Linked DNA regions of Homo sapiens: region 2 is linked to region 1. The links are chromatin loops, found by intact Hi-C in ENCODE. Cell type or tissue: prostate gland. All regions are shown on one strand. Each heading gives the region's core, and the rest is flanking DNA. Links, peaks and the distances in the headings are about the cores only.

Region 1 (2,914 bases), core at 126-2,625:
AACGTATGGTCATGCTGGCTCGCCTTTTGAGGGAGGCTGCACGAGGCACTTTAGCATACAAAGGAGCCTCGCTCAGTCAACACAGCTGGCATGCTGGGAGGTATTGTGCCCAGGCAGGATAGCATGTTCCTAACTGCATATGACTTCTTCCATTTTCTATTGGAAAATGCTTTAGGATAGGATCACTTTTGGATAGGGTACTTGGCGGCAGGTGGGTGGCTTTTGCAGACCCTGGCAGTCACATGTTGCCAACTCACTGTGCATTTGCTCCCAAATTCTTAGCCTCAAGCAAGCAGGTGGGATCTGTAAGAGGAACACTCAGTGTACTTTAGTTTTCTACTTAACTTTTCAAGGAATATAGGAGCATGGGTCCAGGTTATAGGTATTGGGTGATTAGGAAGTGATATTTGAGGCTTTGCTAAACAATGAAAGTCTTGGACCAAAGTGTACCTGGGCAGAGGTGACCATGTTCTGGGCCTGCCTGCTTTTTTTCTAGAAACTCTCTTATGGAAGGAGTAACTGCAGCCCCCAGATCTCCCAGGGCTTGTAAACGAAAACCATAAGGGCACACATTTCTTGTCCCTTGCCTGACCTCCCTTTGCTCCCTTCACCAGGAAGGGGCTGATGGAAATCGGCAGCTGGGGAGAGAGGGGAGAGGGAGGGAGCTAGCGCGCGAGAGAACTCATGCCTGATGGATCCCATTAGGCTTAGCGTGCAAAGCAAGTTGAGATGAAGTAGCTGCTCTGGTATGCATCCAAAACTGCTGTTCTATTTTTAGTCCCTCCCGCGTGCTTCTTAGGCTCGCGTTGTATGCGCCTGGGCACCTGGATCAGCAGCAAAACATGGAACTGAGCCACTCATTTGTAAAAGTGGAAGGCAGGAGGCCATTGATGCAGGGCTTGTTTATTGCTGACAGGGAAGAGGGACCTGGAATGTTAATGAGGGTGGCTCTCTGAAGCATGCCTTCATGCTTAGCAAGGAGTTCAAAGGAGAAGGCAGACTCAGTCCTGTGCTGAACAAATGTGAACCGTTGATAGAGGGAAGGAGAAATCAATTATGCTGTCGCAGGCTTCCATGTCATTGTGTTGGAGTTGTTAGAAAAGGTAGGACAAGGACCAGATCCCAAAAGGAAACAAAGCCACATGGCCTTGAAGTATAACGAGTTTGCCATGGCAACTGATGGAAATGAGCCTCCCCGGCACCGAGCAGGTGTGTTATCTTACAGAATAAACACACTTCTCTCACTCCCTGGTTTTTATAATAAAACCTGTGTTTGGATTACTTTCCCCTCCTCTTTGTTACCCAGAGAAGTTGGCTGTTGCTCAATTAACCCAAGGCTCCGGTGAGGGAAATGTAATCAGTGTTATCAAAAGGGCTGCTTTTGAAAAGGCTGGCGCTAGACTTGGCTGCCAGCCTCATCGTCGAGCAGCAGCTGGGCCGCAGGTACCTGCCTGGCCTTTGCCACCTTCCAGGCGATGCCCTCCACTGCAAACCACTTGTTCTTGCCTTCACTGAGGTGTTAACAGTGAGGCCGGGCTCTCACACTGGGCAGTGGTCAAAAGCTGCATTCTTCTCAGGAGAGGAGAAACAGGTTTACGTGAGGCTGGGACCAGACCAATTTTCAGCATGCTGTATTGTCTGGGCTATGGGCCAAGGGTTCCTTGAGTTCAGGGATTAACTGATTCTATCTTCCAATCTGTTGTTATCTACAAGGTTCAGTTACTCAGAAACTTGAAGAAAGCTGCTACTTTCCTGAGATTTAAATTCCTCTCAGATGGGTTCTGGGGTGGTAGAGTCTCATGTCTGAAATGTACACAAATGGGGAGATTTTATAAAATCCTCTTGAGTTAAAAAAGTTTACTTTTAATTTTTACGAGGCCAAAATAACAATAAAGTTCAATAGCTATATTTTCATTGCTCTCATTTGTAATTAAAAAGTCCACTTTAGCTTCAAACTGATTTTCAAAATAAGATGCCCGTTCTCCATGGGCTCCTAGAACACAGATGGTTTCCAAACAAGACTGTGGTAAAACCAATGACCTGCGGAGAAATTCTCCAGCCAGGGCCAGCCAGCTGAGGGCTGCGCGTCAAGCAGCAGCCTGTGCTCGGCAGCACTAAGGGCCCTTCTCTGCTTCTGCCTGTGTTCCTACTTCCCTCCAACCAGATGCCCGGCACCACCCCCCTTACCCCTTCCATCAAGCCCTAGCCTCCCGATGATGCCTTGGCTGCCCCTTCACATGTCACCTTACCTTTGACCCTAAGAAGAAAAAAATGTCTGCCTGAAGAGCTAATTCCACCTACGGCATCAGTGGTGAAAAGGGTTTCATGGGATAATCCTCCAAGCCAAAACAGTATCCCAAGGCTTAGGCACTAAACCTCCCCACTCTTATTCCTAACACAACCATCAGACCCTCACCCAGATCACATTTACTCTTACTTTATATACATGGTTCTAACAAGAGCAATTTTCTGTTTTTCTAACGCTTGGTAGGTTAGAAGTTGCCAGTTTAGCAGGACAATAGGGAAGAAGGGTTAGAGGACCAGCATCTTGATGGAAATGACAGCTGACATTTTGACAAGGTGGTTTTGTCATGAAAATATTAATATTTTGAAGCACCCTGAAAAGCACTAGTAAATATTCAGCTTTTAAAAAAATCACTAAGTAATGTTTGTAAAAGCAAGCTTACCTCTAATTTTCACCCAGGTCAAATCAAAACAGCCACATTAAAATGTCCAGCTTCATTGGTTCAGATCATGTACTATAGCAATAAACACCCCTCAGAAGTCACTGATAACATCACAGCTTTCACAGCAAGTGACTGGTTTTAAAAACAATATCTTTAATCATCTGGAAAAGGTTACATCATGTTTTCTCTATTTTGTTTAAGAAGGTCATTGTTCATCTCATTTAAAA
Region 2 (2,914 bases), core at 258-2,757, 49 kb after region 1:
CTCAAGGGCAAGTCCTGCTTCAAATGTCCCCTTCCCCTCCTGACTACAGAATAATGTGTTTGTGTAGTATACGATTACACCAGACAAGACTGTGAACACATGTGATTTACTCAATGATCCTATTCTGCTTCCTTTTAAAGATAAAGAATGCATTTAAGTCGATTGTGTGTGAGACTGTGGTAATTCCTTAGAAGCCTCCATTCAAACAGAGAATAATATTACCTTATTTTAAAACATTAAGAGCATAGCTATTTTCCTGGTCTTCATTTTCCTTCCAGACAACAACATTAATACTTTCATTTATTTTAGAATAGACAAGTGTAACACGAGTGATTATTTTAAAACAGTTTTAATTTTTCTTTGTATAAGCAAGATGCCCCCATAAAACATTCACTTTTCAAAAACCTTTATATGCAAATAACTTACAAAAATCTGTGTAAGATAAAAGAAACAACTAAAACCAGACAGGCACCACCACCACAGATCCTAATAGCAGGCCAGATCAAGATGCAGATCTCCTGAAAACAAGCTGCTCACATTCCCAGAACCACAACCCCCTGGGGGTGGAATCTTGTCTTCTTTAACTCGCTGGGTGGTAGAGCCCATAGGAATTACTCAAACTATGAAAATCCCAAAGCATGGTCACCTACAGGGAAATGAGACAGATATGACTTGAGCATAATTATTTTCTTCTAATAACAGTTAAAGAAAACAACCTTAAATAGTAAAAGTTGTGTGAGCTTCAACAGGTAGATAATTGTGTTTGTTTTTACCAAACATAGCATTTGTTAGCTTACCAAGGAGGAAAATATACAATGTATTGTTGCCATTTTTTCTTTAAAATAATATTCTCTAGGGCACACATATATAGTGATTATAGATACACTTAACCAGACATAGTGTTCTTGGTATTTCACATGGTTTATTTCATTTAATCTTCACAATAACCTTATGAGGTAAGAACCAATTTTTTTTTTTTTTTTTTTGAGACACAGTCTCGCTCAGTCGCCCGGGCTCGAGTGCAATGGCGTGATCTTGGCTCACTGCAACCTCTGCCTCCCAGGTTCAAGCGATTCTCCTGCCTCAGCCTCCCAACTACCTGGGATTACAGGCGCATGCCACCATGCCTGGCTAAATTTTGTATTTTTAGTGGAGACGGGGTTTCACCATGTTCGCCAGGCTAGTCTCGACCTCCTGACCTCAAGTGATCCACCTGCCTCAGCCTCCCAAAGTGCTGGGATTACAGACATGAGCCACTGTGCCCGGCCCCAAGAACCATCATTATTACTATTTTTCAAATAAAGAGCGAAGACACAGGGAAGTTAAATTACTTGGCCAAGATCACACAACCAGAATTCAAAACCAAGTATCTTGTCTCCAGAGCTCTTACTTTTAATTTAGTAAAAGTAAATGTGAAATTGGATTTTTAACCCCGTTATCATACAGAACCATTCCTCCAAGATTGTAAATTCTGAGTTTCTTCCCTGTGAACTTCTACCTCTTTGACTCATTGTGACTGCCAAACTCTCAGTCCCTTCTAATTCATCTTCTGGTTTCACCTGCTTTCATTTACAGCCTGGACTCTAGTCATTTCAATTATGCCCAAATCTCCTGCTCAGTCCTCACCAGCTAGAGCCAAACCAAAGTGGTCCCTTGTACCAGCAATCTCTGCTATTACTCTTCTTAGCAGTGATTCAATCAAGAAAAGTCATGCTGCTTCTTTTTAAGTGAGTTCACTACTGCTCAGCAATCCTTTCACTGACACTACACAGCATCTATAGCAGCGGTTCCGAACTTTTTCTAGGACTAAATCCCTGAATATACCCATCTATCCCTTTATAGATTACTTTACCATGGATTTATTTAAAATTCATCCGAAGTAGGGTTGCCATATAAAATACAGGATGCCTAGTTAAATTTGAATTTACAATAATAAAGAAAAATTTTAGTTTAAAGTTATGTCCCAAATATAGAAACACGTAAATAGTATTTAAGATAACAAAAAATACCAAATGTACCGAGCCAAATATTGCATGAGACATACTTAAATACTAAAAAAAATTGTTCATCTAAAATTCAATTTTAACTGGGCATCTTGGATTTTAATTTGTTAAATTTAATCCAATCAAATTCCCTTCTTTCCATTCCCAGAAGTATCTTTTCTGTTTTCAAAGGTTAATTCTCTGAACTTTTATTTGTCTTTCTCCTTACTTCTCTTTCTTCCTCATTCTACATATTCCTTCTTTGTACTTTCAAGCATGTTCGGGTCATCTCTACTGTGTGTTGTTTTGAGACAGGGTCTTGCTTTGCTGCCTCCCATGCTAGAGTGCAATGGTGCAATCATAGCTCACTGAAGCCTCAAATTCCTGGGCTCAAACAATCCTCCCGCCTCAGCCTTCCCAGTAGGTGGGACTACAAGCACGTGCCATCACACCTGGCTAATTTTAAATTTTTTTTGGAGAGACAGGGTCTCCCTATGTTGCCCAGACTGGTCTCAAACTCCTGGGCCCTCCCATCTCGGCCTCTCAAAGTGTTGGGATTATAAGCAAGAGTCACCACTCCTGGCCTCCTACTGTGGTATTAAGCGTCCCAATTCTTCATCCCTCTATGAATCCATGCCCTTTGCCATGTCACTTTGCAAGTTCTCTAAAGAGGAGAATTCTGTTTCTCTGCTCCTTGAATACGGGCTTGGCCACATAAATTGCTTTGGTCACTAGAATGAGGGAGAAGTGCTAGTGTCAGTTTGGAGTCCATGTGTTTGTGTTTGCCGCCACCCCCAATTTTTTTTTCTTTTTTTGGGAGAGTCTCACTCTGTCGCCCAGGCTGGAGTGCAGTGGCGCAAACAGGTTCAGGTGATTCTCCTGCCTCAGCCTCCCGAGCAGCTGGGACTACAGGCATGTGCCACCACACCCGG

What was found. A loop is a pair of places that touch in the nucleus more often than their neighbours do. Peaks named below come from ENCODE experiments on the same cell type or tissue, not always from the same donor. Only the 100,000 strongest peaks of a DNase experiment are listed, where the experiment ranks them.
Region 2: it touches region 1 in a loop (2.5-fold over the local background); 6 of 110 quality-filtered maps call a loop at or near these places.

What each region holds. Positions count from the first base shown.
Region 1 is chr6:111,550,386-111,553,299 of GRCh38, reverse strand. It overlaps TRAF3IP2-AS1. Among named protein-coding and RNA genes, the nearest start is that of TRAF3IP2, 54 kb to the left of the region's middle. RefSeq lists enhancers at 1-518, 1-2,815. In prostate gland, for the core only: no CTCF peak of the experiment used is centred there; DNase peaks (open chromatin) are centred at 789 and 1,629; H3K27ac peaks cover 2,381 bases.
Region 2 is chr6:111,501,028-111,503,941 of GRCh38, reverse strand. It overlaps TRAF3IP2-AS1. Among named protein-coding and RNA genes, the nearest start is that of REV3L, 19 kb to the right of the region's middle. In prostate gland, for the core only: no CTCF peak of the experiment used is centred there; no DNase peak of the experiment used is centred there.